Linked DNA regions of Homo sapiens: all the other regions are linked to region 2. Evidence: read pairs that join two places in POLR2A ChIA-PET (ENCODE). Cell type or tissue: HepG2. All regions are shown on one strand. Links, peaks and the distances in the headings refer to the core of each region. The heading gives the core; the rest is flanking DNA.

The links. ChIA-PET counts read pairs that join two places held together with the same protein. Peaks named below come from ENCODE experiments on the same cell type or tissue, not always from the same donor. Only the 100,000 strongest peaks of a DNase experiment are listed, where the experiment ranks them.
Region 1: POLR2A ChIA-PET joins it to region 2 with 10 read pairs; 11 of 35 experiments call an interaction of 5 or more read pairs at or near these places.
Region 3: POLR2A ChIA-PET joins it to region 2 with 10 read pairs; 7 of 35 experiments call an interaction of 5 or more read pairs at or near these places.

What each region holds. Positions count from the first base shown.
Region 1 is chr11:82,952,487-82,958,723 of GRCh38, forward strand. It overlaps the pseudogene RPL7AP54. Among named protein-coding and RNA genes, the nearest start is that of DDIAS, 54 kb to the left of the region's middle. In HepG2, for the core only: no CTCF peak of the experiment used is centred there; a DNase peak (open chromatin) is centred at 3,745.
Region 2 is chr11:83,004,266-83,010,502 of GRCh38, forward strand. The region is part of intron 1 of RAB30 (RAB30, member RAS oncogene family); the gene reads right to left. Among named protein-coding and RNA genes, the nearest start is that of SNORA70E, 34 kb to the right of the region's middle. RefSeq lists an enhancer at 3,602-3,661. In HepG2, for the core only: no CTCF peak of the experiment used is centred there; DNase peaks (open chromatin) are centred at 3,826 and 4,466; H3K4me3 peaks cover 600 bases.
Region 3 is chr11:83,090,251-83,096,487 of GRCh38, forward strand. It overlaps LINC02951 (long intergenic non-protein coding RNA 2951), which reads right to left. Exons shown (of 3, transcript NR_186233.1): 2 at 5,819-5,897. Among named protein-coding and RNA genes, the nearest start is that of LINC02951, 3.8 kb to the right of the region's middle. In HepG2, for the core only: no CTCF peak of the experiment used is centred there; a DNase peak (open chromatin) is centred at 2,801; H3K4me3 peaks cover 344 bases.

The DNA.
Region 1 (6,237 bases), core at 862-5,861, 52 kb before region 2:
GATATTGGCTGTGGGTTTGTCATAAATAGCTCTTATTATTATGAGACACGTTCCATCAATACCTAGTTTATTGAGAGTTTTTTGCATGAAGGGCTGTTGAATTTTGTCAAAGGTCTTTTCTGCATCTGTTGAGATAATCATGTGGTTTTGTCATTGGTTCTGTTTATGTGATGCATTATGTTTATTGATTTGCATATGTTGAACCAGCCTTGCATCCCAGGGATGAAAACAACTTGATTGTAGTGGATAAGCTTTTTGATGTGCTGCTGGATTCAGTTCACCAGTATTTTATTCAGGATTTTCTAATCCATGTTCATTCATGGATATTGGCCTAAAATTCTCTTTTTTTGTTGTGTCTCTGCCAGGCTTTGATATCAGGATGATGCTGGCCTCATAAAATGAGTTAGGGAGGATTCCCTTTTTTTCTATTGATTGGAATAGTTTCAGAAGGAATAGTACCAGCTCCTCTTTGTACCTCTGGTGGGATTCAGCTGTGAATTCGTCTGGTCCTGGACCTTTTTTGACTGGTAAGCTATTAATTACTGCCTCAATTTCAGAACCTGTTATTGGTCTATTCAGAGATTCAACTTCTTCCTGGTTTAGTCTTGGGAGGATGTATGTGTCCAGGAATGTATCCGTTTCTTCTAGATTTTCTAGTTTATTTGCATAGAGGTGTTTATAGTATTCCCTGATGGTAGCTGTATTTCTGTGGGATCAGTGGTGAGATCCCCTTTATCATTTTTTATTGCATCTATTTGATTCTTCTCTCTTTTCTTCTTTATTAGTTTTGCTAATAGTCTGTTTTCTTGATTTTTTCAAAAAACCAGCGCCTGGATTCACTGATTTTTTTGAAGGGTTTTTTGTTTCTCTGTCTCCTTCAGTTCTGCTCTGATCTTAGTTATTTCTTGTCTTCTGCTAGCTTTTGAATTTGTTTGCTGTTGCTTCTCTAGTTCTTTTAATTGTGATGTTAGGGTGTTGATTTTAGATCTTTCCTGCTTTCTCTTGTGGCCATTTAGTTCTATAAATTTCCCTCTACACACTGCTTTAAATGCATCCCAGAGATTCTGGTACGTTGTGTATTTGTTCTCATTGGTTTCAAAGAACATCTTTATTTCTGCCTTCATTTCTTTATTTACCCAGTAGTCATTCAGGAGCAGGTTGTTCAGTTTCCATGTAGTTGTGCAATTTTGAGTGAGTTTCTCAATCTTGAGTTCTAGTTTGATTGCACTGTGGTCTGAGAGACAGTTTGTTGTGATTTCTGTTCTTTTATATTTGCTGAGGAGTGTTTTATTTCCAATTATGTAGTCAATTTTAGAATAAGTGTGATGTGCTGAGAAGAATGGATATTCTTTTGATATGGGGTGGAGAGTTCTGTAGATGTCTATTATGTCTGCTTGGTCCAGAGCTGAGTTCAAGTCCTAGATATCTTTGTTAAGTTTCTGTCTTATTGATCTGTCTAATATTGACAGTGGAGTGTTAAAGTCTGCCATTATTATTCTTGTGTGGGAGTCTAAGTCTCTTTGTATGTCTCTAAGAACTTGCTTTATGAATCTAGGTGCTCATGTATTGGGTGCATATATATTTAGGAGTTAGCTCTTCTTGTTGAATTGATCCCTATACCATTATGTAATGGCCTTCTTTCTCTCTTTTGATCTTTGTTGGTTTAAAGTCTGTTTTATAAGAGACCAGGATTTCAACCCCTGCTTTTTTTTGCTTTCCATTTGCTTGGTAGATCTTCCTCCATCCCTTTATTTTGAGTCTATGTGTGTTTTGCATGTGAGATGGGTCTCCTGAATGCAGCATACCAATGGGTCTTGACTCTTTATCCAATTTGCCAGTCTGTGTCCTTTAATTGGGGCATTTAGCCCATTTACATTTAAGGTTAATATTGTAATATGTGAATTTGATCCTGTCATTCTGATTCTAGATGATTATTTTGCCCATTAGTTGATGCAGTTTCTTCATAGTGTCGATGGTCTTTACAATTTGGTATGTTTTTGCAGTGGCTGGTACTGGTTTTTCCTTTTCATATTTAGTGCTTCCTTCAGGAGCTCTTGTAAGGTAGGCCTGGTGGTGATAAAATCTCTCAGCATTTGTTTGTCTGTAAAGGATTTTATTTCTCTTTCACTTATAAAGTTTAGTTTGGCTGGATATGAAATTCTGGGTTAGAAATTCTTTTCTTTAAGAATGTTGAATATTGGCCCCCACTCTCTTCTGGCTTGTAGGGTTTCTGCTGAGAGATCCACTGTTAGTCTGATGGGCTTCCCTTTGTGGGTTACCCAACCTTTCTCTCTGGCTTCCCTTAACAATTTTTTCCTTCATTTCAACCTTGGTGAATCTGATGATTATGTGTCTTGGGGTTGCTCTTCTTGAGGAGTATCTTTGTGGTGTTCTCTGTATTTCCTGAATTTGAACGTTGGCCTGCCTTGCTAGGTTTGGGAAGTTCTCCTGGATAATATCCTGAAGAGTGTTTTCCAACTTGGTTCCATTCTCCCTGTTACTTTCAGATATAACAATCAAACGTAGATTTGGTCTTTTCACATAGTCCCATATTTCCTAGAGGCTTTGTTGATCTCTTTTCACCCTTTTTTCTCTAATCTTATCTTCTTGCTTTATTTCATCGAATTGATCTTCATTCTCTGATATCCTTTCTTCCACTTGATTGATTCAGCTATTGATACTTTCATATGCTTCACAAAGTTCTCGTGCTGTGTTTTTCAGCTCCATCAGATCATTTATGTTCTTCTCTAAACTGGTTATTCTAGTTAGCAATTTTTCTAACCTTTTTTCAAGGTTCTTAGCTTCCTTGCATTGAGTTAGAACATGCTCCTTCAGCTTGGAGGAGTTTGTTATTACCCACCTTCTGAAGCCTACTTCTGTCAATTCTTCAAACTCATTCTCCGTCCAGTTTTGTTCTGGATGGTTTTGTTCTCTTTGCTGGCAAGGAGTTGTGATCCTTTGGAGAAGAGGCACTCTGATTTTTGTAATTTTCAGTCTTTTTATGCTGTTTTTTCCCCATCTTCATTGATTTATCTAACTTTGGTCTTTGATGTTGGTGACCTTTGCATGGGTTCTCTGAGTGGACATCCTTTTTTCTGATGTTGATACTATTCCTTTCTGTTTGTTAGTTCTCCTTCTAACAGTCAGGACCCTCTGCTGCAGGTCTGCTGGAGTTTGCTGGAGGTCCACTCTAGACCCTATTTGTCTGGGTATTACCAGTGGAGGCTGCAGAACAACAAAGATTGCTGCCTGTTCCTTCCTCTGGAAGCTTTGTCCCAGAGAGACACCCGCCAGATGCCAGCAAGAGCTCTCCCGTATGAGGTGTCTGTCAGCCCCTACTGGGAGGTGTCTCCCAAACAGGATACACAGAGCTCAAGGACCCACTTGAGGAGGCAGTCTGTCCCTTTTCAAAGCTTGAACGCTGTGCTGGGAGATCTGCTGCTCTCTTTAGAGCTGCCAGGCAGGGACGTTTAAGTCTGCTGAAGCTGTGCCCACAGCCATCCTTTCCCCCAGGTGCTCTTTCCCAGGGAGATGGGGGTTTTATCTATAAGTCCCTGAGTGGGTCTGCTGCCTTTTTTTCAGAGATGCCCTGCCCAGAGAGGAGGAATCTAGAGAGGCAGTTTGGCCCCAGCAGCCTTGCTGAGCTGTGGTGGGCTCCGCCCAGTTTGAACTTCCTGGAGGCTTTGTTTACACTGTGAGGGTAAAACCACCTACTCAAGCCTCAGCAATGGTGGGCGCCCCTCCCCCAACCAAGCTCAAGCATCTCTGGGCGACCTCAGACTGCTGTGCTAGCAGCGAGAATTTCAAGCCAGTGGATCTTAGCTTGCTGGGCTCCATGGGCATGCGACCTGCCAAGCCAGACTACTTGGATCCCTGGCTTCAGCCCCCTTTCCAGGGAAGTGAATGGTTCCATCTCACTGGTGTTCCAGGTGCCACTGGTGTATGAAAAAAAGAAACTCCTGCAGCTAGTTCAGTGTCTGCCCAAACAGCTGTCCAGTTTTGTGTTTGAAATCTAGGGCCCTGGTGGCGTAGGCACCTGAGGGAATCTCTGGTCTGCTGGTTGTGAAGGCCATGGGAAAAGTGCAGTATCTGGGCCAGAGTGCACCGTTCCTCCTGGTACAGTCTCTCACGGCTTCCCTTGACTGGGGGAGAGAAATCCCCTGACCCCTTTTGCTTCCTGGGTGAGGCAATGCCCCACGCTGCTTCAGCTCACCCTCCATGGGCTGCACCCACTGTCCAACCAGTCCCAATGAGATGAACATGGTACCTCAGTTGGAAATGCAGAAATCACCCACCTTCTGTGTTGATCTCCCTGGGAGCTGCAGACCAGAGCTGTTCCTATTTGGCCATCTTGCCAGCCACCCCACTTTCTGCTAATCTTTAGAGTCAATAACCATTCATTGTTGAGCACATACTTATGTGGTAGGCCCTGTGCCAGGTTCTTTCATTTATTAAAAATATTCAGCAAATTGCAGTTCCAGATTGTACCTGGCACTGTACTAGGTTGAAGATAATTATGCCTTCAAGAATCTCATATGCTATTAGGTGGTATCACATACATTACATCATTTAACTCACATAAAATCCCGTGAAGTAGATATTGTATCTCCATGGCCTCTACTTTCTTATCTGCAAAAAAAAGAAACAATATCTCTTAAGGCTACTATGAGAATTAAATAAGATAATGACTGTGAACATGGTACTTGCTCTCAAGTTCAGTGCTCCTCCCACAGTACCACACCTGCCAGTACCAGCATTTTCTGTTTGCTTCCTTCTGCCCCTTCATTATTCATATACCATTTTGAATTTCCACCTGCTTTATAGTTGTAATATCTTTACTCAATTTCAATTCCTCACTTTCACCATGACCTTTCCCCTGTCTTTCTCCCTCTGTTAAAATTTGAGCTTTCTGTTGTCTCTTCTCTAGCCACCCAAGATGCTAAAACAAAATAAGACCAAGGGGAAGAAGATGGCTGGGGCCCCTGCTGTCATGAAGAAGCAAGAAGCCAAGAAAGTGGTGAATCTCCCCTGTTTGAGAAAAGGCCTAAGAATTTTAGCACTGGACAGGACATCCACCCCAAAGGGATCTCACTCACTTTGTCAAATGGCCTCATTATATTAGGTTGCAGCAGCAAAGAACTATCCTCTGTAGGTCACTGGAAGTGCCTCTTGTGATTAACCAGTTTACCCAGGCCTTGGACCTCCTAACAGCTGCTCAGCTTCTTAAGCTGGCCCACGAGTACAGACCAGTGACAAAGCAAGAGAAGAAGCAGGAATTGTTGGCCCATGCTGACAGGAATGCTGCCAGCAATGGAGACATCCCCACTAAGAGTTCACCTGTCCTTCAAGCAGGGGTTAATACTGTCACCAACTCAATGGTGAACAAGAAGTCTCAGCTGGTGCTGACTGCACAAGATATGGATCCCATCAAGCTGGTTGTCTTCCTGCCAGCCCTGTGTTGTAAAATGGGGGTCCCTTACTGTGTTATCAAAGAGAAGGCAAGGCCGGGAAGTTTAGTCCACAGGAGGACCTGCATCATTGTCACCTTCACACAGGTTAAATGGAAAAAACAAGGAGCTTTAGCTAAACTTTGGGAGCTTCAGGATCAATTACAATGACAGATATAATGAGATCCACCATCAATGGGGAGGCAACATCCTGGGTCCAAAATCTGTGGCTTACAATGCCAAGCCAGAAAAGACAAAGGCTAAAAAACATGCCACTAAGCTTAGTTAAATGCACACTGTTGAGTTTTCTGTACAGAAAGATAATAAAAAATTCTCCTTCAGCCAAAAAGAATTCAAGCTTTCTTTTCTGACCTCTTATGCCCTACATCCCCACCCAATTGAAAGTATTTTTTTGAAAGAATGCCTTACTACTGATACAGTGTCAATTGGTGCTATGATTTGAATGTGTTTCCTCCAAAATTCAGGTGTTGCCAATGTGATAGTATTAAGAGGTGGGATCTGTAGGAGGTGATTAGGCCATGGGGTTCCTCCCTCATCAATAGAATTAAGGCACATATAAAAGAGGCTTCACGTAGCATTTAGCTAGCTTTCCAACTTGTCCTTTCATCATGTGAGGATGCAGCAAAAAGGCCCTCACCAGAAACCAGATGTGAGCACCTTGATCTTGGACTTACCAGCCTCCAGAAGTATGAGAAATGTATTTTATTTTATTTATCATAGATATAAATTACCTAGTCTCAGATTTTTTTTGTTACGGCAGCCCAAAATG
Region 2 (6,237 bases), core at 872-5,871:
GTCATATCACCCTGACCATGTCAAATTTCAGTTTCAGATGGTCAGATGTCAACAAATACACTTTAATATAAATTTGTTCCAAATATTGCATGAGACATATTTTAAAGTTTGTTGTTTACCTGAAATTCAAAATGAACTGGACATCCCATCTGAGTACTCAGGTCACAGTAGAAATAGAGGCCCTAGGCATAACACCATGCTTGCCCAGAAGCTGTGGAGGGCGATGGGCAGGGCATGAGAAACAAGATATCCCTGATAAATCCAAAACAACCAGAGGAATAAAAAAGGGCAAGTAAAACTTCAAGAAGGCATCATAGGGGTTCTTTAGAATCTGGGTCAGACTCTGGAGGGTGGGTTCAGACTGGCACGGGGGCTCAGCAGGTGAATCTCACCCTCTTTGATGATCCCAGAGCACTGTGGACCTTCCTCCAAGTATATCCCCACATGTGTGTCAGGCCCATGGAAGGAGCCATGCTTTATGTGTCTCTCACCCCCTACTATCCTTAAGGACAAAGACTGTACCTCAACAAGACACCTGTCTCTGCTTGTCCCACTGCTGTGTTCAGTAAGTGTACACTGAATTGAAAGCCTTTCATCCATCTTTCCGCCTAACAAGGTTCTGTCCCTGGAAGCTCATTATTGCTTAATTACTAGGAGGCAATTACTAACCATTACTATAATCAACTGCTACAAGCTCACTTGCTTTACATCAGCTGCTAATTTCATGTTATTGCAAGTTAATTATTCTCCTTGGCCACAAATGTCAAACACCCACCTGTGCTGTGGCTGCTCCTTATTCACCAGACTGTAAACTCCAGCATTTTTACATTGCCCTTTATAGTTTACAAAATTCTTTCACAGACATTATCTAATCTGGACCTCCCAACAACCTCAAGAGAAAGCTCTAATCATTCATTCTGCAAGTGAGGAAACTGAGGGTTTAGGTAATGAAGTGACTTACTTACTCTGACACACTGGTGAGTCACAAGGTGGCCTCTGTATCCTGGCTACCTAGAATTTCTCCTCTGCCAGAACACACTATGTGTCCCCAGGTTCCTGGCCATTTGGACCATGATTTGAACACACTGTGTGCTAGGAACGGTGCTAAATGTTTTCCACATGTAATCTTATTTAATCTTTTCAGTAGGCCATCAAATGGGTATTAATATTCCCATTATACAGATAAGAAAACTGAGGTTCAGAGAGATTAATTAGTTCAAAAATCAAACAGCTAATGAGTAAAAGTGCCTGGATTCAAAACCCAGGTCTTTGTGGAAAAAAATTAAGTTGGAGGTCTGTCTCACTCCTTATACTAAAATAAATTCTGGATGGATTCAAAGTTTGGATCTAAAAAACTGAAGGCATAAAAGTACTAGAAGAAAACATTATATATATACATATATATAAAACCTTAAAGTAGAGAAGGCTTTCTAAGAATTACTCAAAATCAAGGCTATAAAGTAAAAAGGCTGAGAAATTTCACTAAATGTTTCAAAAATTCTGTATGGCAAAACAATAAAAATGAAGAACTGACTGCAATATATATTATTAAGGTCTAATTGATTACATGCATAAAAAGTTCCTACAAAATGAATAAGAAAAATTCAATAACCGACTAGAAAAAATAGGCTAAGGACATGAGCAGATAATTCACAAGAAAGGAATAAAAATAGCACTTACATTTTTTTTTTTAAAAAACTGATCAATCTTACAAAAGTAAATTCAAACTATAGTAAATTTATACTTATAAATTATAATTTTAACTATATGTAGTTATAATAAGAGGCCATTCATCTCAGATTGGCCAAGTTTATCCTGTACTGGTGACACTATGGAGAAATGGGGCACTTGTATACTACTGGTGGGAGGTAAATCAATGCAACCTCTATGGAGAGCACTATTGATTTAAAGCTAAAAACGCTATTACAAACCCTCTGACCCAGCAATTGCACTTCTAGGAATCTATCACATTTATACTCACAAAGGCACATGTAGTAGGATATTTATTACAACAGTATTTGGAATAGCAATTATAAAAACAACCTAAAAGTCCATTAGCAGAAAATGGTTATATAGATTAAGGTAGCCATACAACAATGGACCACCACACAGCCTGCTATGGATATCTGCAAGATGTATTAAATGAAAGAAGCAAGGCAAAGAATGGTGTGTTTACAGTATGAAGAAAGGGCGGGGGCATATGATTCTATATCTGTATAGGCACAAGATATTTTTGGAATGACACAAAAGAAACTGGCAACAGTAGTTGCCCCTGGGGAGGCTATAATATTTAGCTCTTTCTAGGAAAGAAGATAACCTCCAACTCTTAAATTATACTCTGCCTTTTTATTCAGTCTATAGTAGTGCTTCAAAAGCAAGACAGTTTTCCTAATACAGGGAGAGAGGCCCTGTTTAAAAAAAAATCTATTTGGGGTACTCTGTTTCAATCTTTGTGTCTTTCTCTTTGCCCAGCTGCACCCCTTCATGGGACAGGGACCCCAGGAAGGAATGTCCCACCCAGACTCTGGAGTTGCTTTTCCAGTTCATTGTGTGTATCACTGCTTTCTCTAAACCATGTCTCAGCACAGTGAGTCTCTACAAGGAGGATTCATTCTTTCAGACCAACTTCCCTCAAAACCAAGTATCCACAGTATGGCAGCCAAAACCAATGGATCAAACAATAGCTTGCTTGTGTCATGAATAAAAACAAAACTCTCACACATTCTTACAGCTTAGAAATTACTCTCACTTCACTCTGACACAGAACATTTCTGAGGAAGCAGAAGGAGCTCATCTTTTTCTCCCCATTTTACAGAAATGAGATTTGAAACCAAGATAGTGACTTGCCTCAGGCCACGCAGCATGTAAGCAACAGAGCCAGAAGAGCAAACACAGGTCCCCTGACTCCAAATCAGAGCTGCTGCCAGGACAAATAAGATCTGCACATATAAATCTCCATTGGGCAAGGCCACAGACAAAACTGTCAGGGGTGGCTGGCATGAACACATGCCATGGATTGGGGGTGGAGTTAGGAGGAAGGAGCTCAGAAGCAGCCCTTAGAATACTTTTCAAGATATGCAAAAAGTAAAAATGAAAATGAAAAATAAAGCAGGCCTGAGACCTCCATAATACTATTTTCAAAAATCAAGACAATCAAATATTTTATTTTATTCTTCATATATTATGTTTGATATTTTCCTAATTCCTAGAAATACAAAACGGATTTGGGATTCCAAACATGAGAATGATTCCACAAAGCAGCATTTCATCAGCATTAACCCAAGCAAACACCTGAATTATCTTCTGGTGCTCTTTCTGCCATAGTGAGAAGCTGGCCATGGGGAGCATCCCTACACTAAGCACAGATTTGGTTTTCCACATATAGGTGAGAAGAGAAGGGAAGAGGCCACCGCTTAGGACCCACTCAGTTAACTCCCCAGGCGGGGCTAATTTGTTTCGTACCACAGCACCTGGGAGCAGGTGCTTGACAAAGAGGCTCAGATGTGCCTGGAAATACTCCTGCTTTGTTTCCTGGGGGAAGAAAAAGGATACCCTTCCCACTCATCGACCCCCTTCCAAGTTGGAGACTTCTGTCTGCAAAACATGTTTGTTAAACTGCCCTAAAAAAGGCACTTGCAGACCCAACTTGCTGTTTCTGTCTTCTGCACAAGCAGGTGGGGCTCCCTCTGTTGTCCTCCTCCAACAATAAACAATACCACTGCAAAGAGCTCTGGGCTTTGCCCCATTGCCTTCCCCCTTGTATTCTCTAAATCAGGGACCGTGTCTAATCTTTCCTCTGCAGAAGCTTCCCTGCGCCTGCTTGGCTGGACCGGAAGAACCTTCTTATCAGCTTATTCAGTCTCCTCCCACCGGGCTGAACACACAAAGCAGCCTGGCCAGGGAGCCAGAGGTCAGGGCCACGGCTCAGAACTGGGCTCAAGTCTTTCCCCTGATGGTCCTCTGCCCCGGAGATCAGAGGCCTACCAGGAACAGAGATGTCTTCTCCCTGTTGGAAGACTGTCACACTAGGCTGGACCCCTCCTTCAGCTGTTCAGATTCCCTCCTCACTGGAAGCAGGAGAAAAAGTGAGAGGGAAGCAAGTGTCCACATGCTCAGCAACCTGAATAGATGAAGACAAAAAAAGAACTCTCCCAAGTTTGTGACAGGTCCTGTGTCAAGCAAAAGAATGACTACTTGTCTAGAGCTTTACACACACCAGGCCATTATTGCATCCTTGAATCAACCCCATTGGGCAGAATTTCTTACATACTGTTACTATCAATGTTTTTACATCTATAGAGCACTTTTAGTTTCCTAAGTGTTTTCCAGTGCATTATCCTGGCAAATTCCTGTATCATGGCAAATTCTTATGCAGAAGATAGGGTACAAATTTTCCCTCAGCAGGGATGGACGCACACACATGCACACACACTCACACAGCATACCATAACCTATCTGTCACCAAGGCCTGCTTGAATACACCCCTGCTTAACCCCTGTCCCCACTGCACCAACATGGCTCAGGGACTAGTCAGCTCTCCCCCACCCAGCCTACTGTGGACTTCTAACCAGGCTCCCTGCAGCCAGTCTACGAAGTGTTTTCCCAAAAGTGCCAACTAATTATCAGCCTTGAGGATGCAGTTCAACTCCTTAGGTAGGATGGTGTAACAAGGCTCTTCATAATCTGGCCCAAATTCACCTCTCTTCAATTCCCATATACGTTAGACTCCATCACATAACAATGAACCCTGAGCTCCTTAAAGTTGAATTCAACAAGTATTTATTAAAGAAATGGCCAAAAAGCGGGAAACCTTTTTTTTTTTTTTGAGCAGAGTTTCTCATCACCCAGGCTGAAGTACAATGGTGAGATCCCAGCTCACTGCAACCTCCACACCCCAGGTTCAAGCAATTCTGTCTCAGCCTCCCAAGTAGCTGGGATTACAGGCACCCGCCACCATGCCTGGCTAATTTTCATATTTTTAGTAGAGACTGGGTTTCACCATGTTCGCCAGGCTGTTCTCAAACTTCTGACCTCAGGCAATCCGCCCGCCTCGGCCTCCCAAAGTGCTGGAATTACAGGCGTGAGCCACCGCGCCCGGCCAAAAACGGGGAAATTTTTAAGCCAAAATAAGTAGTCTCTTTCAAAGAGTTCCAGATTTCAAAAAGTCTATGAAATCAAGAATTCTGTAACCATGCTGCAGGGTACAGTTTGAGAGCTGGGTGGAAGATGTGGATGTGTAAAATTTAGCAACAGATGGAACCTGAGGGAAATCCTAAAGAAAATATAAATTCTGGGATTTTAATCCCAGGAACAACATGCCCAGGGAGCCAAAAACACCAAAAATAAATAAAATAAAATAAAATAAAATAAAAACAAATAACAAAAGACCAGAGAGGTCCAAACTTATTTCAAGATAAACAGATAAATAAATGGCCACTGGTGTTAACCTACTGAAGGCAGGAATGGCATCCAAACATTAACAGGTGAAGTAGAAAGAGGCACAACTTTCCTCAATAGCAACTTTTCAATACTCATCAAAAGCCTTTCAATACTCATCAAAAGCCTTCACAAGGTCCACACACTTCAACCCAGCAAGAGGAAAATTCTGCTTCTGGGAATTTTCCTACAGAATGCTTCCTAAATGTGCACAAAGATTTACCTATTTACTTACTTTTACTTTCTGTAGAGATGTGGTCTCACTATGTTGTCCAGGCTGGTCTTGAACTCCTGCCCTCAAGTGATCCTCCTGCCTTGGACTTTCAAAGTGCTGGGATTACAGGTGTGGGCCACCACATCTGGCTAAGATGACCCCCAAGATGGAGGGAGAAGTAAAACCTCTATATACCAATAGAGAAGGGCTAACAGAGAAGCCACATGATACAGCATTATGAAATAAATACTTGGACTGGGCGTGGTGGCTTGTGCCTGTTATCCCAGTGCTTTGGGAGGGCAAGAAGGAAGGATCGCTTGAGGCCAGGAGTTTGAGACCAGCCCAGGCAACACAGCAAGACCCAACCTCTACAAGAAATTTAAAAATTAGCCAGGTGTGGTGTCATATGTCTATGCTCCTAGCTACTCAGGAGGCTGATGTGGGAAGATCTCTTGAGCCTAGAAGTTAGGCATTACTGTGAACTGTGATCACGCCATTGCACTCCAGACAGAGTGAAATCCTGTCTCTAAAAAACAAAAATAAATAAATAAATACTTAGAAGGAAATAAATTTTTAAAATTCTTACC
Region 3 (6,237 bases), core at 469-5,468, 86 kb after region 2:
CATGCCTCCTGCTCTGACTCTGGATAACATATTCCTACAGCAGGATCTCATTTCAATAAAAATTAAAAGAAACACTAGAGAGAGGAAGAAGGGGAGAAGATAAATGTGGCTTTAAATTGATAAGTGAAAGGCAAGGAACTAACATTTGAGGATCTACTATGTGTTAGACACTTTATAACATGGATCTTCTTTAGATCATTGAGATAAGCAGGTAGAAAGACATCACAAAGGGAGTCTGCTTGTATTGATAGCAAGAAGAAAAAAATGACTTCATGCCATAAATCACTGGAATTATTCAGAATTTTTGTTTTGCATGTTATCCTCCATTATGAGGACAAAGACAGCATAATGTCTCTATGTAGTAAGTGTTTGGTGAATGTTTATTGAATAAGTAGGGATTTTTATCATGCATATAGTAGTGTTTCTTAATGTTTTGGATCCATGGACTTATAAAAATTTTATAAAAGCTATGGCTACATCCAGGATGTTACCTCCCTCCCCTGCCACACACAAAAGGAAACAGCCAAGTCCCTCCCCTCACTCTAACCATTCCCACATCTATATTTGTGTAAAACCCATGATTTTAAACTGTTTGCAGCCCCTCTGTAATCCATTCACATGACCCAAGAACTCAGCCCTGGAAACATCTCTGGGTATCCAGGTAGACTAAAAGCATAGTTCCATTAATTTATAGTGCTATATGGTTCTGCCATGCTTTATTGGTCCTTTATAGACTTGAGAAAATCACACCATGCCTCTTGACCATTAACAAATGGTCATGTTCAGTCTTCCTTTTTATGAGTGGAAATTCCATCCAATTTGCTTTTAGGTTCATTAATATGTACTACAACCAAAAGATCAGCAGCATTATATACTTTATCTTTTTTAGTCTTTTGAAGTACAAATTATGCGATTTTACAGATAAATTATCTCATGGGTAGCATATGTCTGGCTTTCTAGGTGGAATGATTCCTATTTCTTTTTGTACCTCTCCCCATTCAGAACTCACTTTGAGGCCAAGCGTGGTTGCTCAGGCCTGTAATCCCAGCACTTTGGGAGGCCGAGGCAGGTGGATCACCTGAGGTCAGGAGTTGGAGACCAGCCTGGCCAACACGACAAACCCCGTCTCTACTAAAAATACAAAAATTAGCCTGGCATGGTGGCACACACCTGTAATTCCAGCTGCTCGGGAGGCTGAAGCATGAGAATCACTTGAACCTGGGAGGCAGAGGTTGCAGTGAGCCAAGGTTGCAGTGGATCAAGATCACACCACTGCACTCCAGCCTGGGCAATAGAGTGAGACTCTGTCTCAAGAAGAAGAAAAAGAAAAAAAACTCACTTTAAACTCTGCTAGACCATTGCCCTTGTATGTGAAATTTTATCTGGATAGAAGAAGATGAGGAAAAAAATTTTCTTGTCTTTTAGTGGAGGAGAATGACATGTAAAACAAGTATTCTTTAAAAATTCCAAATATGATATGAGAACTACCCCATAAAGTTGTGAAGGTCACATTGGTGAAAGGAAAACTAAGTGCTGTGTAAATTACAAAGTTGTCTAAGTATCCACCTGGTCCTTACCTTGCTATAGAATCTTTTTTTTTTTTAGACGGAGTCTAGCTCTGTCGCCCAGGCTGGAGTGCAGTGGCGCAAGCTCCGCTTACTGCAAGCTCCGCCTCCTGGGTTCATGCCATTCTCCTGCCTCAACCGCCCGAGTAGCTGGGATTACAGGTGCCCACCACCACGCCCAGCTAATTTTTTTTTTTTTTTTGTATTTTTAGTAGAGACGGGGTTTTCCCATGTTAGCCAGGATGGTCTTGATCTCCTGACCTCGTGATCTGCCCACCTCGGCCTCCCAAGGTGCTGGGATTACAGGTGTGAGCCACCACGCCCAGCCTACCTTGCTATAGAATCTTTAGGCCTAATATAGTCTAGCCAGAACAGCTATTTGGATGCTTGCCTAATCTTCAATACTGGTTTCCCTTTTATACATGACTGCAAAACTGACTCTCACCTAGGTTTGTGATGTTAGAAACTCCAGTTGTTTACTATTATTATTAAAGTGGGAAACGGAGTTCGTTGATCAAATGGATTAATGTTTTGAGTACTTACTATACACCAGGGGCTCTTAAATTTTTACATAAACTTTCTGGATGGAGAGTGATAGAATCTCCATTGTTCACTTGCCACAAGCCACACCATTTGTAGCTAACATTTGAATGCTTACTATGAGCAAAGGCACTGTTCCAAGGGCATTACATGCACATCATTCATATTTCTCATTTAATCTTTATAACAACTCCTTAAAATACTGGTAGTATTCTTGTTCCCTAATTTGTCAATAAGAAAACTGAAATTTAGAGATTATACAATTTGCCCAGCACTATTGGAAAGCTGGGACTTTGAAACCTGGCTGATTTGACTCCAAAGTCTGCACTCTATTCCAACAGACTGCCAGTGCCTCCAGAATTAATTAGCATTAATATTTTCTGTTGTTTATGATCTAAGTATGGCTGTCCATGGCAGGGAGTTAATGAGGGAGGCATTAATGGGGAAACACTGGACCACTTCTGAGAGATGTGGTGCCCTCCCTCACAAACAGGTTTCTTGTGGTGAAATCAGGTTGGAAGGATAAGAGAGGCTGAAGAAGGTGGAGGTGGTGTAGTTGGGCCTGTTTAGGAACTGATTACATCTGAGCCTCTGGCCCTTTTTCCTGCCAGCTGACTCAGAGCTGGCAGATGGGCCAAAGTCCAGGCAGGTTGATTTCATGGGCTGTATACTTCAAAGGATCTGATTCCTGGTGCTACTAAGCACATTGCTTTTCCGAAGGCACAGTCTTGTGGGGGAGGGAACAGGATGGTCTCCATGAGGTGTTTGTGAAAGCCCTAGGCAATGTTTGCTCTAATCCAAATATATACAGCTTGTTTTGAGTTTGGCAATAAAACACAGAGCCAGCCCTAAGCAGGGCTGAAAACTGAGTATTTAAACCTTAAGTATTCTGCAATACAACAACAGTTAAGTATATGGGTCCTAGAGTCAGATAGAACTGAAATCTAATCTTGACTTCACCACTCAGCTGTAGATAAATTACTAGACCTCAGTTTTCTTGTTCGTGAAATGGGGATTTTAGTTATAGAGTACCTACTTCATATGGTTGTCGTGAGGATTAAACAAAAATGTATACCACAGTACCTGAGATGTAGTAAACACTCTTGAAACATTAGTCATTATTCATTTTTTAAATTTTTCCTTCAAATACTTTCCTATCCAATAGTCATTATTCATTGAAAACTTCTATTTTATAAGACGATCTCAGCACTTAAACAAAATAAATTGATTCATCATGTTTTCACTTAACAGGCATTCAAAAGGCATTTATTATTGTGTTGGGTAGATGGATGGAGAAAATAGCAATAATTTTTGTTGAACACCTAAAATGAGCCAAACTTTTTAAAAAATATTGTCTCATTTTATGCTCACAACAGCTCTATGAAGTATTTTCCTATATTATAGATGAGATCATGGGCCAAGAGAGGATTAGCAACATGCCTAAGATCATATAGTCAGCACTGTCTAATTCTGAAGCCTATGAATAAGGTAGCATTTATCCCCACGGAAGCATGGTATTCAGCAGGCAGGCAGACACATAAACAAGTACAGCTGGCCCATCTAGCCTCACGTTCTGCATCCATGGATTCAACCAAAAATGGATTTAAAATATTGGGGAAAAAACAAATAATAAAACAACTAAAAAATACAAATTTTAAAATATAGTATAACAACTACTTACATAGCTTTTACATTGTATTAGGTATTATAAGTAATGTAGAGATGGTTTAAAGTATACAAGAGAGTCTGGACACAGTGGCTTATGCCTGTAATCCCAGCTTTTTGGGAGGCCAAGGTGGGTGGATCCCTTGAGCCCAGGAGTTTGAGACCAGCCTGAGCAACAAGATGAAACCCTGTCTCTACAAAAAATACAAAAATTAGCCAGATGTGTTGGTGCATGCCTGTGGTCCCAGCTACTCGGGAGAGTGAGGTGGGAGAATCACTTGAGCCTCAGAGATCGAGGCTGCAGTAAGCTGTAATCACGCCACTGCACTCCAGCCTGGGTGACAGAGTAAGACCCTGTCTCAAAAGTAATAATAATAATAAAGTATACAAGAGGATGTCATATGTTATATGCAAATATTATACCTTTTTTTTTTTTTTTTTTTGAGACAGTCTCTTGCTCTGTTGCCCAGGCTGGAGTAGAGTGGTGCTATCATAGCTGACTGTAACCTCGAACTCTTTCCTGAACTTGAGTGATCTTCCTGCTTCAGCCTCCCAAGTAGCTGAGACTACAGGCATGTGCCATCACATCCAGCTAATTTTTAATTTTTAATTTTTTTTGTAGAGATGGGGTCTCACTGTGGTGCCCAGGCTGTTATGCCATTTTATATAAGGGACTTGAACATCTGCAGATTTCAAGGGGAAAGAGTTTGAGGTTACAGTCAGCTATGATAGCACCACTCTACTCCAGCCTGGGCAACAGAGCCAGAGACTGTCTCAAAAAAAAAAAAAAAAAGAGGAGAGTCCTGGAACCAACTCCCCACAGTTATGGAGGAAGGACTGTACCTACAGTCAAAGTGCTGTCGTTGAGTTTTACACTAGGTGCTTGGGAGAACAGAATGGAATAGGTGAACTCTGGGCATGAAGTGAAGGTAGTCCCCTTCACAGGAATAAATGCTAATAATGGGGCTTCAGGTGAGAATGAGGAAGGAAGCCTTTGCTGGTGGAGGAGTTAAGGGAGTTCTTTCTGGGTTTCCCTAAGTCACACTAGAAGAAAAGGGTTACAGGGAGGCCTTTCTGGAATTCCTCAAGTCAATATGACAGCCTCTTAGATCCAGCATTACAACTGCAGCAAATTTTATAGCTGCAAACAAAGAAACTGTCTCCAGAGAGACAGATTATGTTGTTTACTTGAGGCAAAATGGTGGGGGTTCTATATAAATGATATGTCTGCATCCGAATCATCTGTACCTTTTTGGGCTTTAGAACCAAACCTAATAGTAATAATAGCAACCAATTCTTAACTGCATGATCATTAGGTACTAATCACTGCTATGTTCACAGGCTAGAACTCTCAACTGGAGAAAGGTAGAGTTGTTTGTCTAAATCAATAATCTCAAATTAAGTACACTTAATTTGAGCATATACCCCCAATATATGTATATTACTTTATAAGTTATACACATCCACTATTGGGCTAATATAAAATATACATTATGAAATGTAAACAAAAAGTTTGAAGGAATACAATGAAAATGAATAAACTTTTATCTCAGGGAAAATATATACTTAGGTTTCTGTATCTTGTTATTAAGTGGATACAAATTAATACTGTATTTCAAATAGATTTTTTAATAGTTTTGGATGTTTTGAGTCAGCTGGTCAGATTTTGTTAATCATTGTATTTAACTTCATAATGTGACTGATGAAGGGATCATACTAAGTAAAAGTGTCAGTTCTGCCATTTGAGAGTGGGGGATCCTATGTATCATCTTCAATTCACAGGGTTTTCTTTTTCCCAGCAATTTTTTAAAACCAATTATTCACTTTGTAATATTTCATTTTGTTAAAGTTAGATTTTAAAAATCCATAAATCCCCTTTTGAACCACAATATGTCACTAATGCTCAAAGAAAGAAACTCCATTTGTATCTCATCTGATGTGAGCGTCAAATATAGAAACAATGTGGGGATGCCAACCTCAATCCATATGGATGAATAGGGCTTAATTTTCTCATGATAAACCTAAGTAGAAGCTATGAAAATTCTTACCACACTTCAGTGAATTATCTTGTATACCTCTAGAGTGAGCACATTCCACTTTGGAGATCAGTAGTCTCAGCAACAAGACCTGTGGCCATAAAGTGGGAATAAACAATCCAATTTTTAGCAATGCTTGGCCCAGATTCACTTATGAGTGACATGAGAAAGGTACAACATGATATTCCAGGAAATCAGAAGAGCTAAGTATATCTGAACCTTTGAGAGTATGGCCTGTCCATACAAAGGCAGAATCTACATTTGTCAAGTGCCTTCAAGAAACATTCTACCAAGATATGCACCTCCACAAAAGTAAGAAAAAGAGAAAAAAAAGATTTTAAAATTTTATTTTATTTTTTTGAGATGGAGTCTCGCTCTGTCCCCCAGGTTGGAGTGCAGTGGCGCTATCTCAGCTCACTGCAAGCTCCGCC